Linked DNA regions of Homo sapiens: regions 2 and 3 are each linked to region 1. A link is a loop called in an ENCODE intact Hi-C map of the cell type or tissue named here. Cell type or tissue: prostate gland. All regions are shown on one strand.

Region 1 (2,500 bases):
AAATAGTTTCCAAGGGATTCCAGTGGACAGCCAAGGATGAGGCCCCAGAAGATTGATCACTCTTTAAGGAAGGTCCACACCTTCCACTGTCTTCCTAAGACTTCATCATACAAATCTCTGCATGATGTGCATGTCTGACTCTTGTGACCACCAGAACAAATTTCATGATTTCATGAAGGCTTTTATTCTGGTCACAAAGCTGAGTGGCTCTGTGGTCTGCAGCATTGGGCATTAGGGAGTTCTGATCTGGTAAGAAAAATTTCAGATTTTACATTTGAAAATTATGAATATGGGAAAGAGGATTCATTTTTTTTTTCTGGGTAAAAGAAGCTCCGTCTTGGGTTGATAGGTGCAGCAAACCACCATGGCACACGTATACCTATATAACAAACCTGCACGTTCGGCACATGTATCCCAGAACTTAAAGTAAAATAAAACAAAAAAGAAACTCCATCTCGAGAATGGCTCCTCTGAGGAGACTGAAGCAGCCCTGGTACTTTGTGTGCTGAGAAATAACCTGGAGTTGAGAAATGTACCAGACTCCAGAAGCACCCGCCTCAATTTGGCCAGGAAAGTGCAGTCACTGGATGTCTGAGATATTACGCAGTGACATGAATGTGAGGCACGAGTGCTACATGGAAATTATTTCTTCCTTAGGGTTGGATGTTGAATATTCTCCTGGGCCTCTGGGAACTTGTGCTCCTATGGGGTGCATGTGGCAGCACGTGGAGCCCCACAAAACCCCACTGGATGGAGGTAGCATCACGACCAGTAATCCTTGCCCGAGGGCATTTCAGCAGCATGATTCCTCCTCACAAACTGCTTCAATACATTTTATTTTAAGATGATTTAGTTGTTAAGAATTGAGTGCATGTCTCTCTACGTTGTCCCGATGGAGTTAAGCCTGGGTGGATGCCCTTTGGATCCCCAACTTTTCTCACTTCTGGTTCTGAACTGCTGAACCCAGAGATGTTTGCCTTTCCGTGGCAGGATGACATCAGCGAGGAGGCAGTTCCTCGGCCGAGGGAGCCAAGTCCTCAGACACCATCTCGGAAGCAGGACAAGTACATTTTGTTTCTGCGATTCAACCCAGAGAACTGCTTGGTCCCTGAAGCCTGTGCCAAATGTGTTTGCGCAACCTCAGCGGCGGCTTCCAAAACGTAGTTCAAGAATTTGCCAAGGGTGTCATTTCTTTTGGGAGTGAGGATACATGGATGGCATGACTCGTGCTGGCCAGACATGAGTGAATTGGAGGCTCAAACCTCAGAAAGGGTTAGGGTCCAAAGTGACAATCTTCCTGGCTAGACTAGACATGAGACATTGCTCCAATACTCACCCCAGTGGGGACACACAGCTGTGGAGAACATTGAGATCAAGTTGGCCGGGGCATGGTGCCATCTTGTTTTGGCTAGGGGCATGCTAATGCAGTGGAAAGGAGCAAGAAAAGCTACCAATTTGGCTGCGACTCCTGGACATTTGCTCTGCATTCTTGAATCCTCCTGGTCAAAGAGAATTTCCTTGCAAGTCCTTACACTCCAGGCAATGGTATAAGAACACACACACACACACACACACACACACACACACACACACACCAGAGTTTAAACCTTTTAGGAGATAAAACTCATCTATTGCATGTGTGTCCACATACATGTGCTACCACTAGGAGAAATACAGGACTACAAAAAGTGTGCACATATAAATGACCAACATTTTAAAGGCTAAAATGGTATCTTTCAAAGGCCAATTTTATAATAAACTCTTAAACTTTGTAGTATTTTACAGTTTATAGAACAACTTCACATCTCATCTGATCAGCCTTACAACTTTGTGTATGTATTAGTTTTTTCTCTATTTTAACATCTGAGGAAATTAAAGATCAGAGAGGTTAAGTGACTTGCTCAAGATTGCACAGCAATTAAGTTCCAAAATCAGGGTGAAAAACATGGCTCCTCCCCATCTAACCTCTCTGCCACATTGGCTCTCTAGTCTTGATGTTAGAAAGACTGAAGGCCAATAGGCATGTGACTCATCTATTTATAGGACTAGATGCCAGGACCTGATACCTCGAAGTGTGGTCTGAGGGCCGGCAGCAACATCCGCTTCACCTGGAAGTCATTTAGAAATGCAGAATCTCAGGCCCACCCCAGACCTTCTGATTTTTAATCCGCATGTTTACAGAATCGCCTCTGGTGATTCATGGGTTTAGTCAAGTTTGGGTCACCCTGGAGGAGGGAGCTAGGGTTTCAGTCTCATTTCTGCCACACTCGAGAGCCCCTAAGGGCCAGAACTGCATAATCTGGGGAACTAAGAAAATGATTATGCCAGGATCCCATGCCTGCAGTTCTACCTCTGGAATGGGAGTTGGATTAACTTGCTTAGAAAACTCTCCTGGTGGTTCTCATATGCAGCCAGACTTGAGAACCATGTGAATGGATCATCTCTGAGGTTTCTTCCCATCTTTTCTGAGTCTGTGAGCCTGGTCTTTAGGGAATGGGCC
Region 2 (2,500 bases), 57 kb after region 1:
AGGGTCGAGGTGGTTAACAGCTACTGAAGAAGGGGGTGTGTGTTTGAGAGAAGCAGACAGAGATTTGTGATATTTTCCAGGCTGCAGGTACCAGATCTATGCCCTACTGAGTTCCATATGCTTTACCCAGGAACTACCATCTCAGAGGCAGTGAGAGAATTAAAATCTCTGGGCTCTGACTGTCAGATTCCATGTGTTCAGGAGTCAAAGCTTCATCTGGAGCTGGAACAACTTCTCTGGTTCAAAGTCTGCAGTGCACCTGCAGATTTCCCATTAAATTGCCTGCTGAATCAGGAATAATGATTCTCAGGGGGAAGAGATATTATTTGCATTTGAATTAATGTTGACTTTGGAGTCACAGATTCCTCATCAAGAAGGATTTAGAGCAATTGCTGATATCCTGGGGATCTGTGACCAGCTCATTATTTTCATCTCACAGGGTAGTACTAGAATTTTTAATTTTTTTTCAAGTCTTCTTTCGAAAGTTTGGCTCTCTTTATCCCCATGATCATAATTATAATAATTTTGAAACATCAGTCTGCTCAGATATCAAGGTGTTGAACGGATAATTTCACTTTAATGAATTTGTCTCATATGGGCTTATTTTCCACATCTGTCCTAAGCTGAATAGCTAACTGGTTAATATGAGAACTGTTCCGTCTCATTAGCTTCTCCCTGTTGATTTCCTTGAGGTGGAACTGATGCATTGCCAGTTGCAAGCTCTGTCAGCTCTTTCCTTTTAGGCAAAGCACACATCTAAATTCTATTCTAAGGCACTGATGCCAACTAAGAAGAATAAAAAATGAAATAGTTTGATCATCCAGATAAACTGCAGGATTCTATATACCCAGTGGCTTCTGAGAGATTAGCAAGTACTTGTTACAAACGTCATAAACCCTTGTACCTGAGGCCGTGGTGGGTAAATTGTACAAGTAAGGCCACAAAGCCCTGGCAGGGATGGGTGTGGGCTGAGGAGTAGAGAGTGAGAAAGAGGTTTGACTGGTGAACTCCAGAAGGGAGAGGACAGAGAAAAAGAAGGAAACAGAGTGGCAGTGGACCCAGGAGGCCTTGGTGAAGGTCTTGAGTTGGAGTATAAAATCTCCAACCTTTCAGCACTTTGAGAGGCCGAGGCAGATGGATCACCTGAGGTCAGGAGTTCAAGACCAGCCTGGCTAACGTGGTGAAACCCTGTCTCTACTAAAAATACAAAAAATTAGCCGGGCATGGTGGCAGGCGCCTGTAATCCCAGCTACTCAGGAGGCTGATGCAGAAGAATTGCTTGAATGTGGGAGGCAGAGGTTGCAGTGAGCCGAGATCACACCGTTGCACTCCAGCCTGGGCAACAAGAGCAAAACTCTGTCTAAAAACTCTGTCTTGATTGTTCCAGTAGCTAGGAGGGTATTTTGGGAAGGAGTTTAAGGTGAATGAAACTGTTAGTGGATTACTTAGCCTCCTGGAGAGAGAGGGGTGGTGCCTCCTTCATGGGGCCCTAAGTTCAGCTAAGATGGATAAATAATCAGTTAGGATGCTCTGTCTCTAAGTGAGATGATGACAAACAAGAAAGAGGTGGATCACCTCTCACAGCAAGAACCAGAGTGCACTTAAGGACTAGATCATTCCATGACTCTGTTCACAAGGACCCAGGTTCTTTCTGTCGTTCTGCTCTGATGTCCTTGGCAGTGTTTTCATTCTCAAGCTTGTTCTCCTCTAGGCCGTATGATGACTCCCAGAAAAGGTCAGGGCTGCACGCTTCCTTGCTCACTTTCCTAGGGCAGGGGAAGGGGAGACCCTCTCTGCATTCATGGGAGAAAAATTCTTCATTTAGAGTCTGATTGGGCCAATTTGACCAAGAGACAGAGAAAGAATGAAGCACATACGAGGCCTTGTGCCAGAATCCTTGTGCATCTTCCTTCCTGTCAAGTAGCAATGTGTATGACATGCTGTAGGGTGTGCCTGTGTGGCTCTCCCTGCACCCACCAAGTTGTTCCAGCTATGAAGTAAACAAAAGCGACACCGCAGCCAGCAGGAAACGAGCCGCCAGGCCATTCCAGAGACACTTGAAACTCCTGATGAGGCATAAAGAGTTAAGCAAGTTTGAGGGCTTCCTTGTGAGGGGAAATGGAAGACAGTGAAAAGGATGGAACATACTAGTTTAGTGGTAAGGAGGCCACTTACTGAGTTTAATGCCAGTCCAACTTAAAACTAGAGCAGCTTCTCAACCTCAGTACTGTGCTACTCATGGACGTTTCTCCATCGTGGAAGGCTGTCCATGATGGAGAAACACGTTGAAGGATGTGTAGCAGCATCCTTGGTCTCTACCCACTAGATGCCAGTAGTATCCCTCCTCCCCCAGTGTGACAACCAAAAACATCTCCAGAACATTGCCAATGTGCCCTGGTGACATTTTTGTGCCCTCATTGAGAACCACTGCCTTAGAGTGAGGCAGGAACTCAAGTGGTCAGGAATTATGGGTTTGGTTAGATGCTTCTCTCTAAAATGT
Region 3 (2,500 bases), 86 kb after region 1:
CTTGATGGGAGCTATAAGGATGTGTGGTCCTGGAAGTATAGCTCTGGCCCCAGCGAAGTGGAAAAGCTCATAAGAACTGTGACAACACACCGGCAGAGCTGTGATGGGAGTCAGTGCAGGTCCCGACGGGGTTCCTCCAGCCACCCCACCCCCACCCTTCCCAGTCACATAAGCCAATTAACTCCTTCTTTCATTCAAATTCATTTCAGTTGGCTTACAGTTACTTGACTAATCTTGTCCAGCCCCTTTAGAATCCCAGTCCTTGGTCATCCATACTTAAAAATACCATCTTCTCCAGAAGGAACCCAACAGGCACATATATTCTCTTGGCACATTAGCAGAAATTATTCTCTCAGATAACCTGGTTGTCACGGAGTGATGACAGAGCCCAAAGGAAATGGTGCACACCATAGGAAGATCTGGTAGAAGACAGGTAAAGGAAAAGACCTGGGTCATGGGGGAAACAGAGGAGGGAGGGTGGAAGGAAGGTGTAATGTTGAGTGAATGAATGTTGCGGGTAGAAACAAACCATTACAGCCCTAGACATCGAGAGAAAAATGGAGGTTAAAAAAAGAGAGGGGAGGTCAGGTGCAGTGCCTCATGCCTGTAATCCCAGCACTTTGGGAGGCCAAGGTGGGTGGATTACCTGAGGTCAGGAGTTTGAGACCAGCCTGACCAAGATAGTGAAACTCTGTCTCTACTGAAAATACAAACAAATTAGCCAGGTGTGGTGGTAGGCACCTGTAATCCCAGCTACTTGGGAGGCTGAGGCAGGAGAATCGCTTGAACCCGGGAGGCAGAGGTTGTGGTGAGCTGAGATCACGCCACTGCACTCCAGCCTGGGTGACAGAGAGAGACTCTGTCTCAAAAAAAAAAAAAAAAAAAAAGGGGAGGTGGCAGCTTCTCAATTCTACCTCATGCCTCTCCACTCCTACTAGGGTTTTCAGTTATTCTTGACTCTCATAAATCTCGATAATGTATTCCAATCACAGTTCCTGGAGCAGGTGGGTCAGCAGTGGGCCCATCCTAGGGGAGGGAGTCCACCTATTCCTGGATGTGCTCCGTGAGCTGCTGGGAGTGGGCACGGACAGAGTGCCCACAGCTTTCTGGAACATCCCACGGTAGAAAAAGGAGAGCCACAGAAAAGCAACACAAAACAATCTCCTCGTGCAGTTTGCTTATTGTTGGAGTTTGAAATTCTGCCAAGTGCTCATACTTCTTTGTTGTCAGCAGTTTAGTTTGAGACAATAGAGAAAACAGCTCTTTTGGCTTCTACCTAAACTTTAGCAGAGAAAAGAACAGCTTCAGAAGTTGAACTCAAATGGTCTTCTTACCTTATTTGCCCTGACCCTGAGTTGCACTGTGCTAGCAAAGAATGGAGAACATGGGGCCTGGAAATGCTGTGTTTATGAGACGAGGCTTGGGCTCACACATTCTCTGAGTCACAGCCTCTGGAGTTGGTGGTGATTAAGTAGGGATGTGGGAGGGAAGCACTGTGCCAACTTGAGAACCCCCTTTTTGGACTCAGCATTTTAACCAAACTTGAAAACTCAAATCTTTCAGCTTTAGGAGTTTATTTTCTCTTGGAAAATATCTGGATCCTTTTTATTTTCTGTACGAGGGAAGGAAAAGGCCAAGAATAAAGATGACAGGTTTATTTGGACATAAAATCATTGTTGGACAACTGTTTTTTGCTGAGTTAAGTGTCAAAAATGTCTGTAATTTACAGAATAAATTTTCCTGAAATTACACAGGGGGTGGTTAATTGACAGCAAACTGCTTGAGCTGTTTGGCTGTGGCACTGTTGTCCTTTCAGAGAACTTGGGTCCCTCCCTTCCAGTCCAGAGCTTCTGGGGCAGAATATTTATTTTGAGCACCAGGGTCTGACCCACACCTGCTCAAATCTTCAGTTCCCAGCTTTGCCTAAATGCCCTCATTTCTGAGCAACCATGAGGCTAGCTTCTAGTTTGTTTGTAAGATCTGCAGGCATCCATTTTGATGGTGTCATTGATAATTTTGTATGTGAATCTCAAAAACACTTGTAAAGAATTTGAGTTTTCTATGGCCTGGAGGGGAGGGAAGTTGTATCCTCCCTATTTAGTAAAGATGACTGACAGCTTTCCTGTATATGGCAGGCTGTCTGTCGATTGGTGGCTTTACATCTTAGAGGAGGGCTCTCTGGAGTTTTCCATTCCTATATCTATGGGTTCTGACCCATGGCTGTCTCACTTCCCTGTTTTCTGGCTGGTTTGGCAGAGATGCCTTATTACATGGGTCCTATCTGGAGGCCCAGAACAGCCTATGAAATTTTATGTCACTGCAGAAAATGGCTTCTTTCAAAATAACATTTTACATAGCCTGGCTTTCTTAATTAATGTGCTGTGGGGAGTTTTCTTAACTCTTACTTGTTCATTGGCTTTCTTGTGCTGGTGTAAGGACTCTACATCATCATTAATTGACATTAATGACATTACTTGACATTTAGGTAGCACCAGATCCA

Evidence for each region. A loop is a pair of places that touch in the nucleus more often than their neighbours do. Peaks named below come from ENCODE experiments on the same cell type or tissue, not always from the same donor. Only the 100,000 strongest peaks of a DNase experiment are listed, where the experiment ranks them.
Region 2: it touches region 1 in a loop (7-fold over the local background); 7 of 110 quality-filtered maps call a loop at or near these places.
Region 3: it touches region 1 in a loop (2.2-fold over the local background); 2 of 110 quality-filtered maps call a loop at or near these places.

The regions. Positions count from the first base shown.
Region 1 is chr13:40,235,003-40,237,502 of GRCh38, reverse strand. No RefSeq gene overlaps it. Among named protein-coding and RNA genes, the nearest start is that of LINC00548, 16 kb to the right of the region's middle. In prostate gland, no CTCF peak of the experiment used is centred here; DNase peaks (open chromatin) are centred at 552 and 1,072; H3K27ac peaks cover 2,232 bases.
Region 2 is chr13:40,177,805-40,180,304 of GRCh38, reverse strand. The region is part of intron 1 of LOC124903162; the gene reads left to right. Among named protein-coding and RNA genes, the nearest start is that of LINC00332, 2.8 kb to the left of the region's middle. In prostate gland, no CTCF peak of the experiment used is centred here; no DNase peak of the experiment used is centred here.
Region 3 is chr13:40,148,650-40,151,149 of GRCh38, reverse strand. All of the region lies in intron 1 of LOC124903162, which reads left to right. Among named protein-coding and RNA genes, the nearest start is that of LINC00332, 32 kb to the left of the region's middle. In prostate gland, no CTCF peak of the experiment used is centred here; a DNase peak (open chromatin) is centred at 1,416; H3K27ac peaks cover 1,083 bases.